2 separate regions of the Mus musculus genome follow, and region 1 is linked to region 2. A link is a loop called in an ENCODE intact Hi-C map of the cell type or tissue named here. Cell type or tissue: gastrocnemius. All regions are shown on one strand. Links, peaks and the distances in the headings refer to the core of each region. The heading gives the core; the rest is flanking DNA. Region 1 has its middle 12 kb from the start of Opn1mw. Region 2 overlaps G6pdx (glucose-6-phosphate dehydrogenase X-linked).

Evidence for each region. Peaks named below come from ENCODE experiments on the same cell type or tissue, not always from the same donor. Only the 100,000 strongest peaks of a DNase experiment are listed, where the experiment ranks them.
Region 1: it touches region 2 in a loop (10-fold over the local background); 29 of 42 quality-filtered maps call a loop at or near these places.

The regions. Positions count from the first base shown.
Region 1 is chrX:74,110,500-74,120,314 of GRCm38, reverse strand. No RefSeq gene overlaps it. Among named protein-coding and RNA genes, the nearest start is that of Opn1mw, 12 kb to the left of the region's middle. In gastrocnemius, for the core only: a CTCF peak has its summit at 4,523 (motif pointing left); a DNase peak (open chromatin) is centred at 4,513; H3K4me3 peaks cover 781 bases; H3K27ac peaks cover 894 bases.
Region 2 is chrX:74,408,832-74,418,646 of GRCm38, reverse strand. It overlaps G6pdx (glucose-6-phosphate dehydrogenase X-linked), which reads left to right. Exons shown (of 13, transcript NM_008062.3): 3 at 3,494-3,531; 4 at 3,631-3,739; 5 at 4,566-4,783; 6 at 6,170-6,328; 7 at 6,556-6,681; 8 at 6,989-7,082; 9 at 7,203-7,389; 10 at 7,655-7,890; 11 at 7,988-8,064; 12 at 8,158-8,250; 13 at 8,350-9,164. The coding sequence ends at 8,440. It also overlaps a transcript of Ikbkg not described here. Among named protein-coding and RNA genes, the nearest start is that of G6pdx, 15 kb to the left of the region's middle. In gastrocnemius, for the core only: a CTCF peak has its summit at 5,080 (motif pointing right); a DNase peak (open chromatin) is centred at 5,088.

The DNA.
Region 1 (9,815 bases), core at 1,216-9,215, 300 kb after region 2:
CTTTTTATGAATTATGCATGCTGTGGGTGGCATTTTTAGTGCTACAGCTTCTTGTGAGTCACCCACGCTATTGGTGGAACTCTTTAGTGGTATAGCTGCCCACAAATTGCCCAGGGTCTTCCCACTAGTGTGGCTCTCTTTGAGTCCCCCACATTCCTGGAAGTAACCCAATGAACTCACCGATTTTCCAAGATGGAATACTTTCTTTGGTCTGTCAGTGTTCTCTTGTTCTGCAGTGAGTAGACATTTCTTTATGTTTCCTTAGGAAAAGTCACATGACAGTCAGAGCTTTATATTGATGTAACAAATACCTTCTAATAACTTACAAGGAAGACAGATTTTGGCCCTTGGTAGATGGGCTCAGTTTCCTATAGGCTTGATTCAGGACAAACACATCATAGAGGTAGGAGCCTATAGGAATTGATAATCACTTCATGGCAGCCAGTAAGGAAACAGAGAAAAAGGAAGGGTGTAGGGACAAGGTACCCCTTGAAGGTACCTTGAATACTTAACAACTCATTTTCACCAACATATTTTTGGCAGCCTCTCAAAAATTCTATCAATTTTTATTTCCATTAGTAGGTTATTTCATTGATGAAGTTAGAACCCTCACTACTGAATTCAACAGTTGGGGAACAAACACAAAAGCCTTCAGCAAGGGGGTAGGGAGCGTGGGTCTACAACAATAACACTAACATTTGCCAGGTTCAGTTATTCTCGTTTTAACTAGTGGATAAATATAAAGCCAAGAGTGTGAGTCTTGTTTTTGCCAGACTAAATGCAAAATGTATTGCACTATATTTGGTTATGAACTTAAAGCTGGGTTGGGCCAGGTGAGTCACTTCTAACTACTTTGTGCTTGGTGATACCCATGCCTTATGATCTCTTTTGAACTCTCAGCTGGGTGCAGTTCCTGTACTCAGAGCAATCTTCCCCCCTTTCATATATGTATTGTTTACAAGCTTTCACATTATAAGACAACAAAAATAAGAAATGAGTTCCACAGATCCTGGTCTTCAGTGTAAAAAGGAGAAAAATGTAAAAAAAAAAAAACAAAAACGAAAAAAACCCTGGAAATTGGAAATTTTAATAGGAACTCACTTTTTTAAATGTGTTTGTAAATTGCTTTACTAGATGAATATTTCCTAGTAAAACATGTGCGTGATGAGCTGCAAGCATCTTGGTTGCACCAGAACTGATGGCAAGAGCACAAAAGACCCGTGGGAAGGTGTATCCACTGGCCAACATGATGACAAATTACATATCAAAAATAATTTATAGGGATTGGAAGCATGGGTCAGTTGTTAAGTGCACTTGTTGCTTTTTTAGTGGACCAGGGTTCAGTTCCCAGTACACATATGGTAGCTCTTAAACATCTATAATTCCAGTTTCAGGGAACCTGATACTCTCCTCTGACCTGGTTCAGTACTGCATAGTGAGTTTGGGGCCATCTTGGGCTGCATGACACCCACATTCAAAACAAAACAGAAAAGTTATATGACAAGAATTGATTCAAACACAGAGAATCCATGAAAAATATAAATTCCCCAATCCATTTGTCTCTTCCAGTACACTCTCCCTTCATCCCCCCACCTCATCCCTCCTGTTCCCATCCCATCCTTCCCCCATCCAGTCCCCTCTTTCCATCCACCCCGATATTTAATCTATTTCTGCTTCTGCGTGAGATTCAAGAGTCCTCCCTTGAGTCCTCCTTATTACTTAGTTTCTTTGGGTCTGTGGATTGTAGCATGGTTATCCTGTACTTTATGCCTAATATCTGCTTATAAGTGAGTATATACCATATTGTCTTTCTGGGTCTGTGTTACCTCACTCAGGATATTTTCCTTTTTGTTTTTTCAATTTTTTTCTTTTATTGGATATTTTCTTTACTTACATCTCAAATGTTATCCCCTTTCCAGGTGTCCCTTCTGGAAACCACGTATCCCTTCCCCCCTCTGCCTGCCTCTATGAGGGTGATCCCCCACCCACTCTTGCCTTGTCACCTTGACATTCCCCTACACTGGTGCATCAACCCCCCTCAGGCCCAAGGGCTGCTCTTCCCATTGATGTCCAACAAGGCCATCCTCTGCCACATATGTGGCTGGAGCCATGGGTCGCTCCATGTGTACTCCTTGGTTGGTGGTCCAGTCCCCAGGAGCTCCAGAGGATCTGACTGGTTGACACTGTTGCTCCCCTCATGGAGCTGCAAACCCTTCAGCTCCTTCAGTCCCTTCAGTCCAATGGTTGGCTGTGAGCATCTGCCTCTATATTTGTCAGGCTCTGACAGAGCCTCTCAGGAGACAGCTATATCAGGTTCCTGTCAGCAAGCACTTCCCGGCATCCTAGATAGCATCCCGGTTTGGCTACTGTATGTGGGATGGATCCCCAGGTGGGGGGGGGGGAACTATACTTTTCTAGTTCTACCCATTTGCCTGCAAATTTCATGATGTCATTGTTCTTAGCAGCTGAGTAATACTCTCTTGTGTAAATGCACCACCTTTTTTTTATCCATTCTTCAATAGCGAGGAAACTCTGGGACCAGCCAGAGACCTAGGACACTGGAATCTATGAGGGTGACTCTAGTTAAGACTCCTAGCAATGGAAGACATGGAGACTGAACTGGCCATGTCCTGTAACCAGGCAAGACTTTCAATGGAGGGATTGGGACTCAACTTGCCCACAAAACCTTAGACCCATAATTTGTCCTGCCTACAAGATGTGCAGAGGTAAAAAAGATGGAGCAGAATTTGAGGGAAGGGACAACCAGTGACTGCTTGAGACTCATGCCATGAGACACTGTTAATGATATATCTGCTGTACTTGCAGACAGGAGCCTAGCATAACCTTCATCAGAGAGGCATCATCCAGCAACTGATGGAAACAGGTGCAGAGACCTTCAGCCCAACATAAAGTGGAGCTTGGGCAATCCTGTGTAAGATGGGAAGGAAGGATTGAAGGAGCCAACTAACCTGTGCTCATAAGGGCTCACAGAGTCTGATCCACCAACCAGACAGCATGCATGGGATTGACCTAGGTACTCTGCATATATGTAACAAATGTGCAACGTAGTCTTTATGTGGAACTTGTAACAACTGGAACAGGGGCTTTCTCTGACTCTGTTACCAGCCTTTGGAATCATTTTCCACTACTGGGCTGCCTTGTTTAGCCTCAATTGGAGAAGATGTGCCTAGTCTACTGCAATTTGATATGCCAAGGCTGGTTGATATAGACATGGTGTACTGGCTAGTTTTGTGTCAACTTGACACAGCTGGAGTTATCATAGGGAAAGGAGCTTCAGTTGAGGAAATGCCTCCATGAGATCCAACTGTAAGGCATTTCCTCAATTAGTGATCAAAGGGGAAAGGCCCCTTGTGGGTGGAACCATCCCTGGGCTGGTAGTCTTGGTTCTATAAGAGAGCAGGCTGAGCAAGCCAGTGGAGGCAAGCCAGTAAAGAACATCCCTCCATGGCTTCTTCATCAGCTCCTGCTTCCTGACCTGCTTGAGTTCCAGTCCTGACTTCCTTTGGTGATGAACGGCAATGTGGAAAATGTAAGCTGAATAAACCCTTTCCTCCCCAACCTGCTCATGATATTTGTGCAGGAATAGAAACCCTGACTAAGACACATGGTATACCTCCCTTTTTCTGAGGAGTAGAAAGGGTAGATTAGGGTGAGGGAAAGTGAGAGTAAGTGACTGGGAGGAGAAGGGGGAGGGAAAGCTACAATCAGGGTGGAAAATAAATAAATAACTTAGTAATAATAACAATAATAATAATAATAAATCTATAAAAAAATAAATAACCCACGAACTCAAGAAGAACACAGTGAATCACTGAGAACATTAAAAGCCATTGCTGCCAACCATTGGACTGAGCGTGGGGTCCCCAATAGGGTCACCAAGGGAGGAGTTAGAGAAAGGACTGAAGGAGCTGAAGGGGTTTGCAACCCCATAGGAGGAACAACAATATCAACCAACCAGATCCCCCAGAGCTCCCTGGGACTAAACCACCAACCAAAGAAAACACATGGTGGGACTCATGGCTCTAGCTGCTTATGTAGCAGAGGATGGCCTTGTCGGGCATCAGTGGGAGGAGAGGCCCTTGGTCCTGTGAAGGCTCTGTGCCCCAGTGTAGGGGAATGCGAAGGTGGGGAGGCGGGAGTGGGTGGGTGGGGGAACACCCTCATAGAATCAGGGGGAGGGGGATGGTATGGGAGTTTGGGGGGCAGGAAAAGGGATAACATTTGAAATGTAAATAAAGAAAATATCCAATTTAAAATAGGGGGGGGGGAGAACCATTGCTGGAGATCTTCTGCTTGTCACTGCTTAGACTGCTTACTTTGTGGGCTTTTTTCTCCTTTGTGCAAATGCAGCCTCCCCCCCCCCTTTTATTTTGCATTTGTTCTCGCTGTTGATACTTGAATATTCTTGGTCTCCTAGATGCCAGCTTAGCACAGGTACGCCCTGGGGAACTCAATAGATCTGCGGCTTCCTCGGTTCTCAGGCGCCCTCTTCTGGTCCCAGCACCTCTTTGGGCTTCCGTACCCATGGCCACCCAGTTTCGTTTTCTTTCCCTTTTGCTCCTCTGAGCCTTCTGACTGGACCTGAGCTCATCTGCACGCTGGTGTTTTCAAGCACAGTTGGGCAATGTCTTGCTGTACTGGATCACAGTACATTCTGGGATCGCTGAGATCCTTAGCACCTCCTACTGCCTTGTCACACCCTAGTGGCATGAAGTGGTTGTTTTTTCTGGTTTCCTGAACTCTGCATTCTGATCTGGAGTTTGCCAGTTGTCTGCGTCCTGGGTTCTTGAAAATTGTAAATTATTGGGCAGTTGCAGAGAGAGAATCTTTTTTTGTTTTGTTTTGTTTTTTTTCTTTTTGTTGTTCTTGTTGTTGTTGTTTGACACAGGGTTTCTCTGTGTAGCCCTGGCTGTCCTGTAACTCACTCTGTAGACCAGGCTGGCCTCGAACTCAGAAATCTGTCTACCTCTGCCTCCCGAGTGCTAGGATAAAAGGCACGGGCCACCAACGGGCTCATTTGTTTTCTCCTCGTATTTTTTTATGCTTTTAGAAGAATATGAGACGTTAGGATTTTTGTTGTATTCCTTCTGTTTCCTGAACCCAGAAATCTCATTGCCTTTTTTTTTCTTTTTTTTTCCTCATTGCTTTTTTAGTTTTAAAAAATAAAAGGAGTCTAGGTTCATCTTTAATCACAGCACTCACAAGGGAGAAGCAGGTAGATCTCTGTGAGTTCCAGGTCAGCCTGATCTGCACAGAGTTCTAGGATAGCCAGGGATATGCAGTGAGACCTGTTTTTGATTAACTAAAAAGGATATGGGATACTAGAGGTATGGATCAGTGGGTAAAGTGCTCGCTGTGTATAAGTCCCTGAGTTCACAGCACCCATCTGGAGTAGTGGCACATGCATGTAAAACTCCATATGAAAAGAGGGCTCTAGGTTCAGTGAGAGGCTTCTACCTTAAAAAAAAAATAAGGTAAAGTGGCTGGAGAGATGGTTTAGTGGTTAAGAGAACTGCCTATTTTTCCATAAGACATGGGTTTGATTTCCAGTACCCACATGATGGCTCACAACCATCTATAACTCTAGTCATTGCCCTCTTCTGGCCTCTGCTAAGCACACACGTGGTTCACAGACATATATGTAGGCAAAACACACATACACATAAAAAACTAACAATAAAAATATTTTAAAAATAAAGTGGAGTGTGATAGAGAAAGATACCTAAATTCAATCTGGATTCCACAAGCACATGTGCAGGGGAACTTATAACACACATGTTCACACACATGCATACACAAAATTAAAATTAACAATAATCTTAACACTTAATAGGCTAAGGAGGAAGGATTGCCACTAATTTCAAGCAAGTCTAGGGTACAGAGTGAGACCCTGTTTCAAATTAACAATATCCCAAGTTCAGAGATTACTGGCATATGCCACCACACATAATTTGACTGTTTCAAATAGCTGCTTTTTTTTTTTTTAATCAAAAGCCAAGATTTCCCCAGGAATTGGTATGGCACATCTTTGGCAGTGCTTGAGATGAGTCAATCCAGACTGGCCCAGTTCCCCTACAGACCTAAGCTCAATTGAAAACATATTATAGTTTGACTGAATAAAAGCCAAGATTAATATGTTTATAACTCAAATTCCTGCATCCAAAGGTGATTGTGGGCTGGATATGTGCTTCAGTGATAGAGCACTTGCCTATTGTGTATAAGGCCATGGGTTAGATCCCCAGTGCTGTGGATTTCTGAGGCTCAGCCTATTTGTCTAAATTGCAACCACAGTCATTGTCTCCAGACTCTAGCTTTTCTTTTCTTTTCTTTTCTTTTCTTTTCTTTTCTTTTCTTTTCTTTTCTTTTCCTTTTACTGGATATTTTTAAATTTACATTTCAAATGTTATCCCCTTTCCTGATTCCGCCCCCCCCCAGAAACCCACTATCCTGTCCCCCTCCTCCGGCTTCTATGAGGGTGTCTCCCCATCCACCCACCATTCCCACCTCCCCACCCTCGCATGCCACTATACTAAGGTATCAAGCCTTCACAGGACCAAGGGCCTTTTCTCCCATTGATGCCAGATAAGGCCATCCTCTGCTAAGACTTTTCTTTTCTTTTCTTTTTTACTAGTATATATATTGACATGCAAAATAATAGCCTTCTTGATGGCATTACAAATTGTCTATCACACACATTGAACATATTCACCCCTTATTACTCTCTTGTACCCTATAAACTAGTCCTAGTCATCTCCCCAAATAGTCTATCCACTTTCAAGTCTCATATAAGTTTTTAAATGTGGGTTCTATACATGAAGAAAATTACATATTTATCTTTGCAAGTCTGACTTATTTCACTTAACATATTTATCTTCAGTTGTATTCATTTTCCTTCAAATGACATAATTTCATTTTTTATGGCTAAATAAACACTGCATTTGGGAATACATACCACATTTTCTTTATTATTCCTGTGCTAATGGACACTTCGGTTCATTCTGTAACTTGGCTATTGAAAGCAAAGTCACTGTTGCTGAACATGGTAATGCACAAATTTAATCCCAGCACTATAGAGACAGAGGCAAGCAGGTCTTTGTGAGTTTCAGGTCAGCCTGGTTCACATAGTTTCAGGCCAGGCAAAATGCTTGAATGTGCTCAACAAGCAAGAGAACAAACTTGTAAACATAGACGTGTGGGTATCTTTGCGGTGTGCTGGGAAAGACTACATTGTGAGACTCCTCCATTGCCATAGTGACAGCCCTAGGTATTGGTATAGACACAAAGGATTCCAGCACACCACAAAGATGCCCATATGTCTGGAATGTCAACAGTGCTATTCATTTTTGTATTATTATTGTTGTTGTTGTTAGTAGTAGTAGTATGAATATGATGCATGTGTGAATGCATACATGCACAGTATGCATGTGGCAGGGTCAGAGGGCATCTTTGGTTCTTACCTTCCACCTTTTATGTCAATTCTAGAGAGCAAATTCATATTATCAGGCTTTTATGGCAAGCACTTTATTTGTTGATCCATCTTGCTGACCTATTATATTCATTTTGGCACTGCTTTGTGGGGAACCAGTATCAGGAAATTGCCACGGTCAGGTATTTAATATCTCAGTTGCCAGGTGCCCCAGAAAATGAAAAAATCCTGGCGCTGGCAGTGTACAGACTCACAATATATTATCACAACCTATAGGGACAGTAGGGTGATAATTGAGTAAGAATTAGATCCTCTAGAAAGTGAAACTTTAGCCTTTGTTTATAGTTTGATACCCCATTTATTATAAGTGGCCACAGTTCATATATTTATACACATACATATATGGGTATATATATATATACATACATATGTATATGTGTATGCATGTCCAGGTTTTTCAGGCATCTCTGTTGACAGAACTGAGGTGCTGTGAGTTCCTTGTATAGTAAAAATAAAAACCTCTGGGTTTGGGTAGATATCTGGTATTGAAAAGATATTGGGGTGGAAGATATGGCTCAGTATTTATGGCTCAGAGCACTGTCTGCTCTCTACCTAAATTCAATTTCCAGCACCCACATGACAGATCACAACTGTCTGTAGCTCCAGTTCCAGGAGAACCAACACCCTCTCACAGACATACATGCAGGCAAAACATTAGTGTACACAAAAATTGAAAGTAAATAAATAATTTTTAAAAAATAAAAAGAAATGAAACAATTAAAAAATATGAAAATAAAAGATGTTGATCGTTCACTCACTCACTGATTCATTCATTTGCTATTTTGAGATAGGATCTAGTGTAGTCTGAGTTGGCCTCAAATTCACCATGTAACCAACCTTTGATCCTCCTGCCTTTACCTTCCCAATGCTGAGATTACAGGCATTTCACTACCATGCACATGTTCAATATTGGTTATTTAACTTTTTTCATTTCATTTCATTTTATATGTATAGGTGTTTGTTCTATGTCTGTATACCTCATGCACACAGTATCCAAGGATGTCAGAAGAGGGCATCAGATGTCCTAGAACTGGAGTTAAGATGGATGTGAGCTACTATATGGATGCTAGAAATCAAACCCAGGTCCTCTGGAAGAGCAGCCAATGAGTGCTCTTAACTACTAAGTCATCTCTTTAGCGCCTGTATTAGTTATTTAAAAGAGCTCTACTCATTCAGACCTCTATTATACAGAAGCTTTATGAACATTTTAACTTAATACACAATTACATGTATTTATGTTAATATATACATATTATTATAACATAAATACATATATAGTAATAGCAAAACATGTGTGGATGGTGCTAAGAATGCATAAGTGAAAAGTAACCAGGAGCTGAAATGTAGCTCAGGGGGTTGAGTGCTTGCTTACCACATATGAAGCAGTGTGCTTGATCCCCAGAACCACATAAAGTAGGTGTGGTGGCACACACCTGTAATCCCAGCACTTGGGAACTGAAGGCTGGAAAAAACAGAAGTACAGGTTCATCCTTGTCTGTATGGCAAGTTCAAGACCAGCTTGAGATATATAACACCCTATCTCAAAAAAATAGCAAGTATGCACAAGTATTTTTATTCTTTGTATATTGTCCAAGTAGATATTTATTCATTTATTACTCAAAGTAACAAAGATAAAATAATGGTAAGGCTACATGGAAGGATAATATGATCACAGATGATAAATCCAAATTAGACAGAGAGGGACTGGAGAGATGTTTCAGGGGTTAAGAACATCTTTTAGATGACCCAGGTTCAATTCCTACCACCAACATGGATGCTTACAATGGTCTAAAACTGCAATTCCAAAGATCCAATGCCTTCTTTTGGCCTCCAGAAGTATTGCACACATGTGGTGCACATACATACACAAAGACAAAACAGTTATATACATTTTTTAAATTATCATCTTAACAATTGACAAAGAAATAGGGCATTTCAAACCTTTACTTGCTTCACAAAATGGTGAAAGGCTAAGGCAGACTCATGAAGGAACATTTCACTGAAGCAGACACAGGAGGAATGATGTTCTGCTAAAGCAAACACATGAAAGGACACATAATGAAGGATTCTTTGCTTACAACACACATGTATTTGTCTGCCTTACATTGTGTAGTTGAGCTCCATTTGTTGGAACTCCATAGAGAGAAATGCACCAAAAAAATTCTGGTGGTGTGCTACAGTTTCTTGCCACTTCCTCGAACTCAGGCTGATTGGCAGAGTGATGTAATCTGAGACAGTGTTGAGACAAGGCATGTGCTGAGGCAAGACCAATGGAGGACATGTGATATTTGGAGGGTATAAATAGGAC
Region 2 (9,815 bases), core at 874-8,873:
TTCCAGGCCAACCTGAGTAACTTTTTGAGACTCTGTCTCAAAAGATAGGCAAACATGGTGGTACATGCCTTTTTAATCCCAGGAAGTAGAGACAGGTAGATTTCTGTGAATTTGAGGCCATCCTGTTCTTCTCAGCAAGTTCCAGGTCAGCCAGGGATAAGATCTGTGACTGTCCTAGTTAGGGTTTCTATTGCTATGACCAAAAGCAAGTTGAGGAAGAAACAGTTTATTTGGCTTACACTTCCACATCATAGACCATCACTGAAGAAAGGAAATGAACCTGGATGCAGGAGCTGATACATAGAGGCATAGAGGGATATTTCTTTTTTCTTTTTTTGTTTTTTTTTTTTTGGTTTTTTTTTTTTTGGTTTTTTTTTTTTTTTTTTTTTTTTTTTTTTTGGTTTTTCGAGACAGGGTTTCTCTTTATAGCTCTGGCTGTCCTGGAGCTCACTTTGTAGACCAGGCTGGCCTCGAACTCAGAAATCCACCTGCCTCTGCCTCCCGAGTGCTGGGATTAAAGGCGTGCGCCACCACGCCCGTCGAGGGATATTTCTTACTGGCTTGTTCAGCCTGTTTTCTTATAGAACCCAGGACCATCAGTCAAGGTTGGTACCACCCACAATGGGCTGGGCCCTCCCACATCAATCACTTAAAAATGTCCCACAGGCTTGCCTACAGGCTGATCTTATGAGAGTATTTTCTCAATTGAGGCCGCCTCCTTTCTGGTGACTCTAGCTTGTATCAAGTTAACATAAAACTAGCCAGGACGGGACTATAGTCCAGTAGTTGAGCACTTGCCTAACATGCTTGATTTCCTGAGTTCAGTCACCAGCGCCATACACACACAATGGTTTTTTCAGAATTTTTCATTTAATTTCTTTTGAGGGGTATTGGTTTTTGTTTTTGTTTGTAGACTTGGTTTCTTTGTATAGCCTTAGCTGACCTGGAACTCATTCTGTGGACTAGGCTGGCTATAAACTTAGAGATCCGCCTGCATCTGCCTTCCAAGTACTGAGATTAAAGGCATGTACCACCACTACCTGGCTAATTTTTTTTTAAGATTTATGGTTTTTTATTTATGTGTCTGTCTGCCAGCCAGTCAGCCACATGTGTATGGATACCCACAAAGGCCAGAAGATGTCATTAAATTCCCTGGAACTGAAGTTACAAGCAGTTGTGAGCTGCCTGATATGGATGCTGAAAACCAAACTTGGGACGCTGTACAAAACCAGCAAGTCTCTTAATACTGAGCATCTCTTCAGCCCATTTTTAAATCTTTTAATGTGATTTTCAGTGATTGATTTTGTCATTGCTCTCGCTACCTTTATTCTTTGAGACAGGAACCCTCATTGAACCTGCAGTTCATCTGTACAGCCAGGCCAGCTGACAAATGAGTTACAGGACTATATAGAAAAACTCTGACTCAATAAACAATCAATCAATCAATCGAGTTTTACATCAGCCTTTGTCATCAAGTTGTAGAACTAAAGTTCTCAAAGTGCCCTTAGAAGTATTCCTCTTTATTCTGTCTTCAGGGGAAATTTACTTCAGAGTGGAATTCACTCTTCCTTGACTCTGGTAGAAGCCATTAGCAATGCTTTTCAGGCCAGGAGTTGTCTTTGTACATTGCCACCCCTTAGGTCCATTCCTCCATTATATCCTAGGTTGGATCTTTTTTTTTTTTTAAAGACATTTTTCCATCTTGCTGAATATGGTGGCACACATTTGTAATCCCACTACAAAGAAACAAGAGGGTTGTCTGTAGTTTGAGGCCAGCCAGGACTACATACTGAATTTAAGACCAACCTGGGCCTTTATTCCCAGCACTGGAAGACAGAGGCAGGTAGAGCTCTCTTGAGTTTGAGGCTAGCCTGGTCTACAGAACTTCCAGGATAACCAGAGCTACACAAAGAAAACCAGACTTGGGGATGGAGGGTGGACGGTACCAACATTGGTTACATGGCAAGGCCCTGTCTTAAAAAAATAAAATTAAAAAAATTTTTAATTCTGTGTCTCAGCTAGGCTGTAGTGGCACACACATTTAATCCCAGCACTCCGGAAGCAGAGGCAGGTGGATATCTGTGAGTTTAAGCTCAACCTTGTCTACAGGATGAATTTGAAGACAGCCAGGACTATACAGAGAAACTCTATCTTGAAAAAAATAAACAAAATTCTCTGTCTCATTCTAACTTGTTAGGGTTTTGTTAGGCTGGGTTGGGTTTTGTTTTGGATTTTGGTGGTGGTGGTAGTGTTTGAGATAGGGAAAGGGTCTTATGGTGTATACCTAAGGCTGACTTTGAAGTCCAGATCCTCCTGCTCCAACTACCCAAGTACTGGGATTATAGACCTGTGCCACGAAGCCCAGCTTTTCTTTCTTGTTTTGGTTGTTTAGTTTGGTTTGATGTTTGGGGAAGTTGGTTTTATTTTGGCTTGTTTTTTTTAATAGCTCTTAATTTATTCTTTGAGAATTTCATACATGTATACAATGCATTTAAAGCATATCTACCCTCCATTCTCTCTCTCTCAACCCCTCTGGACAACCTCCCCGATCCCCCACCCAATTTTTATTTTTGTTATAACCCATTAAGTACAATAATTGCTTCCTACATTCTCATGAGCATGGAACCATCATCCACTCCTTGAGCAATTACCAAGGGGCCATGAAGAAAAATTATATTCCCTAGCAGCCACTGATGGGAAGTGGATCTTCCAACAGATCCTTAGCTAGGGGTAGCAGCTTGTGAACTACACACACTCAGCATGCTGGCCAACTTGATCTCATGCAGGCAACTACAGCTACTGTGGCTTCATGTGTACCACAGCCCTGTCATATCAAGAAAATAGCAATTCACAGCTCTCCTCTAGCGCTCTTTTGTTAGTTTTCTACTCTGTTTGTTTTTGTAGGGTGGGGGTGGAAATCAGAACCCTTGCCTACTCCAAAATCACTGAGCATCTTCTCCAGCCCAATTTTTCCATTGAATTTTTTCACTGCTACCTTATTTTTTTTTTAATTCTGATTTAGAAGAGGTGATTTTGAAACAGTATCTCCCTCAATATTGGGAGAATATATTACCACCAAATCTGGCCTTTGTTACAGAGACAAGACTTCATTCTGCATCATCAAACTTTTCCTGCCATTATTTTTCTAACTTTCCAAATTGAATGACCATCTCATTGCCTTCTAGCTCCGGTGACATCTGAGGCCTTACCTCACAGGTTTTGTCTTTCTTTTATGTGCTGCCTTTATCATCCTTAAGCTCTAATGAATTCGATGTCTAGGGTTTCATCTTGAACCCAGCAGTGTCATCTACTCATCTGTATTGGTACAAGGCTGGTAGAGGCTTAAGTCTCAGAGATCCTCTGATATATATGGGGAGGGCATAGTAGATATATTTCTAGCTGAGTGGTAACCCCAAATGAGGACTAAGATCACCACTGGTGGGGAATGATCTAGGTCGTGTCAGCTCTTTCTGACATGTTTCTTCTTCTGCAGGGTGACCTGGCCAAGAAGAAGATCTATCCTACCATCTGGTAGGTAATATTTCTACACTACCCCCCAAAATACTCTCTACCAGGTACAGGCCTTGGCCTTCCCTAGCCAGTCTGAAAACAGCTGTATTGTACCCTCAGGTGGCTGTTCCGGGATGGCCTTCTACCTGAAGATACCTTCATTGTGGGCTATGCCCGCTCACGACTCACAGTGGACGACATCCGAAAGCAGAGTGAGCCCTTCTTTAAAGTGAGTGTGACATTGGATCCTGGAGCCTTGTGCTGCCCTTTCTTCTACTCCACAGCAAGACTAGCTCCAGGCATCCCTTGAGAAGACATGTCCCCATTTCCATCATAAGCAATAGTTCCCTCCTTTCTCATTTGACTTATTAACAGGCAGGGCCACCCAGAACACTCAATCTCTGACACCTCACATCCTTGCTTTCCCTTGCCAACCACACAAAAGTTGTGTCTACTTAATTGTGCCACATTCTTCCTGACCTTTGAACAAAGACAGGAAGAAGGTCCCTTCAACCTCATATCTGTCTCCTAGCTCCACTCTGGCTTCATCCTGCTATGCTCTGGTACCACACTGGATCATGCCAGTAGCTGGATGAAAGGACCCTTCCAAGTACCTCTTTTCTACAGTAATTGCACTATGTTGACATTTTCTCACCACCTATAGTTTACTGTAGTAATTTTGAAGAGACAACCTTCTCCATCATTCTTTTTTCTCAGGTTAGACTTTCCTGAAATCCAGTTTCTACTCTAGGTATGAGGGCCCCAAGGATACATAAAAATGTGCCAGTGATTTGCCCCACCTGCATATATTCCTGCTATGTGCCTTAGCCCTCTGCCTGTGGGTACACAAAGTTACCATGATAAAGTAAACTCCTGTGCTTGTAGAGCAATGACAGGGACTCAAGGAAAACCCGCCTTACCTGTGGAACAAGAAATTGTTGAGAGAGTGAGGGGGGTAGGCACAGAGAGAGAAAGAGATCTTCTATTCCTTTAGGGCAGAACAACTGTAGACTCTTGAGAAAAGTAGAAGTTGACATTCATCTGTGTATCCCCAGGCCACTCCAGAAGAAAGACCTAAGCTGGAGGAGTTCTTTGCCCGTAATTCCTATGTAGCTGGCCAGTATGATGATGCAGCCTCCTATAAGCACCTCAACAGCCACATGAATGCCCTGCACCAGGGGATGCAGGCCAACCGTCTATTCTACCTGGCCTTGCCCCCCACAGTCTATGAAGCAGTCACCAAGAACATTCAAGAGACCTGCATGAGTCAGACGTAAGACCTGTCTTTCTTCACTCCTGTCTGTTTGTTCCTGTTTCTGCTACTCTAAATAGCCCCCAGGTCAAGCCAGTCTATGCAAGTTGAAAAGATGAATGCCCCTAGTGTGTTGTCCATATGGAATAGCATACCCCCCCCCCCAAAAAAAAAGGAACAGGCTATACACACACACTGGGCAGCTTCTACCTTCCAAGGCTCTCACTACAAAATAGTGGCCCCTTGCAACATTTCCCACCAGGACCATAAGATGACAGTGTTGCTCCACAGAACAGATGCTCATTGTGAGAATTCCTTCCCCCACCCCCAATCCTCAGCAGATCCACAAGGTGGCAGTGTTGTTTCATAAGAGAGCACTGCTGACTGCAAACCATCTTTCTCTTCCTCCTGAATTTAGAAAACAAGTTTAGCACTCTGAGTGTCAAAGAAAGAAACCTGGTCTTTTAAAATCTATGGAAATCTGGGCAAGGTGACACATAAATAATTTCAGTATGATGGAGATTGAAGCAAGAGGATTGCTTGGAGTTCAAGGCTAACCTGTAATACAGAGTGAGACTGTCTCAAACCAAAAAAAAAAAAAATTTAGCTGGGTGTAGTGACACACAGTTGTGATTCCAGTACTCAGGAGGCAGGAGGATTATTATGTTGTCAAGGCCAGCCTGGGCTACATACGTACTGAATTTGAAGTCATTCTAGTCTTCATAGTAAGAATATGTCTCAAAAAAACAAATAAAAGCTAGTTTAAAAAATAAGTAAACTCAATTAAAGTCAGTTGCGTTGGGCGATGACGATAGTCCCTGCTACTGAAGGGATGAGGGAGGAGTACCCTTTAACCCAGGAATTCCAGAACAACCTGAGAAACACAATAAGACTTCAAGAACATAAAACCAATGAGGGGAGCCAGACATGATGGCACAGTACCTGTGATCTCAGCTCTTGGGAGCTGGAAACAGGAGAAGCAGCAATTTAAGGTCATTCTTAACTACATAACAAGTTCTTGGCCAACCTTGGATACATGAGACTAATTAAAGTAAAACTAGTAAGGAAGCTGTGTCCTTCTTTCCTGTTGGCTGCTGGGCCACTTCTGACCCTCTAAGGGTCTGGCATTGGGAGGTGGGGAACAAGGCCACCCAAGGTCATGCTACCCTAGCACCAAGGTGGAAAAATCCCTGGAATTGTTCCAGTCCCTACCATGTTGTCAGGGAAGCTTCTAAGATGCTGTCTATTCAGGATAAGGATCAATAGTAGCCAGCAGAGCTTCCCTGAGTCACCTGAGAATACAATAGATGAAAGCCCTGCTCCCTGGTGTGAGGGTCAGAATGACATGGCCATAGGCCTATTCCTGGGAAAGGTTTGGGAAATAACATGATTGGGGGCTCCAAGCAGAGGCTGGAACCGCATCATCGTGGAGAAGCCCTTCGGGAGAGACCTACAGAGCTCCAATCAACTGTCGAACCACATCTCCTCTCTTTTCCGTGAGGACCAGATCTACCGCATTGACCACTACCTGGGCAAAGAGATGGTCCAGAATCTCATGGTGCTGAGGTGCATAGGGGATGGGGTGGAAGGGAACCAGGGCAAGGGTGGCAACATAAGGAACCCCACCTGCCCTGCTGCCCCAAAGTCAAATTCCTCCTAGATGCTGGCCAGGGTACTAAGCTTGGTACTTAGCTCAGATACAGCCACTATACTGTGGAATCCCAAATGTAGCATCCATTCATGAACCCTTCCAAAATGTCTCTCATGCTAGCCTCTAAACGAACCTCCCACAGGTTTGCCAACAGGATCTTTGGCCCCATCTGGAATCGAGACAACATTGCTTGTGTGATCCTCACATTTAAAGAGCCCTTTGGTACTGAGGGTCGTGGGGGCTATTTTGATGAATTTGGGATCATCAGGTAAGAACCCATATCCTACCCCAACTCAGCTCATCTTCACACTATGAGGGCTAGTGTTCAAGTGACCTGTTGGGGGTAGCCATGAAGGGTATAACTCCCATCTAGCCAAACCCCAAAGGGTTAGGATTAGTATCTACTAACTTGTCTTAGGATACTGGGAAGACACTAGGGGTAAGGAACCAAGGTTTTCCAGTTTGTCACTAGGAAGCCTTGTTTGGTAATCCTAGGGCAACTAGAACTTAGTTATCCCCTTGGCCTCACCCTGGAAATGGCACTTGACTAGAGCATCTGCCTCTTCTGCTACTAGGGATGTTATGCAGAACCACCTCCTGCAGATGTTGTGTCTGGTGGCCATGGAAAAGCCTGCCACTACAGGTTCAGATGATGTCCGTGATGAGAAGGTAGGTGGAGGCATGTCCACCAGGTCCCCAGCAGCCATGCCCCATAACAAGTAATTCTATGACAAGGCACTGGGCTCTTGTCCTACATCCTCCCTGTTACCTGCATTGGTTCTCTCCCAGGTCAAAGTGTTGAAGTGTATCTCAGAGGTGGAAACTGACAACGTGGTCCTTGGCCAATATGTGGGGAACCCCAATGGAGAAGGAGAAGCTGCCAATGGATACTTAGATGACCCCACAGTACCCCATGGGTCCACCACTGCCACTTTTGCAGCAGCTGTCCTCTATGTGGAGAATGAACGGTGGGACGGTAGGTGAAATTTCTAGGTTCCAGCAAGGCAGGGTTAAATGTGCCCACAAAGAGACACTTCTTGTTATGATCATGGTATGAATACATGGTATTCAGTAGTAAGGGATGCTGGAGAAGGAGGGCTACCACAAGTGGGAAACGACCCTAGTCATTACTTATTCCACGTGTACACATTCACACATATACACAGACACAGGAGCTCTCTCTCATATACACACAGCACAAGATAGGAAAGCCAGTCCCTGAGGTCATCCCTGCTCTCTAGGGGTACCCTTCATCCTGCGCTGTGGCAAAGCCCTGAATGAACGCAAAGCTGAAGTGAGACTGCAGTTCCGAGACGTGGCAGGTGACATCTTCCACCAACAGTGCAAGCGTAATGAGCTGGTCATCCGTGTGCAGCCCAATGAGGCAGTATACACCAAGATGATGACCAAGAAGCCTGGCATGTTCTTTAACCCTGAGGAGTCGGAGCTGGATCTAACTTATGGCAACAGATACAAGGTTCAACAGGGAGGACCATCTGGGCAAAGCCCTAAGGGAGGCCCTGGGTGGCTGAGTACAGTAGTATCAGCAACATCCCCCTTTCCCAAACCTGCAGAATGTGAAGCTCCCTGATGCCTATGAACGCCTCATCCTGGATGTCTTCTGTGGGAGCCAGATGCACTTTGTCCGGAGGTGAGGGACCCCCAGCCTAACACAGGCAAGAGGGATGGTTTTCTCCCTCTGTCCCTGTGTGCCTCCACTCCATCCTACACTGTATCCCTTCAGTGATGAACTCAGGGAAGCCTGGCGTATCTTCACACCACTGCTGCACAAGATTGATCGAGAAAAGCCCCAGCCCATCCCCTATGTATATGGCAGGTAAGGGAAGGATGGGAGCTAAGAGGGCCAAGCCAAATGAAGCAGGGCAGTGGGAATACCAAGGATAAAGGTCACTCATGTCTCTCCTTTACCTCCCAGCCGCGGCCCCACAGAGGCAGATGAGCTGATGAAGAGAGTGGGCTTCCAGTACGAGGGTACCTACAAGTGGGTGAACCCTCACAAGCTCTGAGCCCTGGAAGTTACACCATCTATACTCTGCCTCTTCTGGCCACCCTTTCTGCATCTTCCCTTTTCACCATCTAACCCTATATTAGGACTATTGACCCCATATTGGAAGGACTTTGGGACCATAGGCCTTAGATACACATTCTAGTTCCTGGGCTTGGACCGCCATTTTGTCCTATGCTGCTGCCACTGCCACCACCAGTAAACCCAGCTACATTCCTCAAATACCAGGCATTTAAAACTCATTGTAGGGTTTCAGGGCCACCACTGGCCCTATCTGAGCCACCCATCTTTCCACAAGACCTGAATCACCTCCCTTCCAGCCGCTGCAGAAAGAATGCCTATCAGTCTGCCCCTGGACTCCTTAAGGAGTTAGGAACAATGGGGAGGAGCCTTAGGCCTCAAAGGGACAATGACCAAACCAGACTTCCCAGAGGCTATGGGCAAGCTCCTCAAAACTTGAAGGAAGTGGTCAAGGACACCTATGTGAGAGGACCTGCCCATGGCCACACTAGCCTCAGTGCTACTAGACATTCCTCCTCACCAGATGGAAGAGACCTCATGCTGCCTAGCAATATTTTGGGGGCTCTAGATGTCCCCTGACCAATTCCATACTCCATGGTCAACCTCATCCCACCTATGGGCAGCCTCCTTACCAAAGGAAGGCAAGCACAGCAGCTAGAATTTTCCTATCCCAACCCTGCCATTAAATCCTCAAAACAGTTTTACCTGTCTCCTTGTTCTTTTCTCCTTGCATCCAGGATCATGAAGGAGAGACCTATTATTTCCCCACTTCCCACATTTGTTATTCAGGGTTCTATAAAAGAACAGAACTGATAAAACATATACTAGAGTTGCTTAGAAGCTACAGTCCAAATAGTCCAACAATGGCTACATATTTTGAGGAAACACCTGAAGCTGATGCTAGAGCAGTCTCTTAATTTGAAATCTTCTGAGGGCTCAGTAGGACTGAGAAGTTTTATAACTGTTGCTTTATACCATGCAGTCATCTCATGCTGGCTTTGAAATCACAAAGCTCCACCTGCTTCTGACTCCCAAGTGCCAGGCTTAAGGGTGTGTATCACACACTATAGAATATTTTTATTCTTTTCAGGCATGACAGTTACACTTCTTTTTGGGGTTTTTTTTTTTGTGTTTTTGTTTTGTTTTGTTTTTTGTTTTTTTTGTTTTTTGAGACAGGGTTTCTCTGTATAGCCCTGGCTGTCCTGGAACTCACTCTGTAGACCAGGCTAGCCTTGAATTCAGAAATCCGCCTGCCTCTGCCTCCCGGGTGGTGGGATTAAAGGTGTGCGCCACCATGCCCAGCTGACAGTTACACTTCTGGTCAGTGTCCTCCAGAGCATCCATCAAGGTTCCAT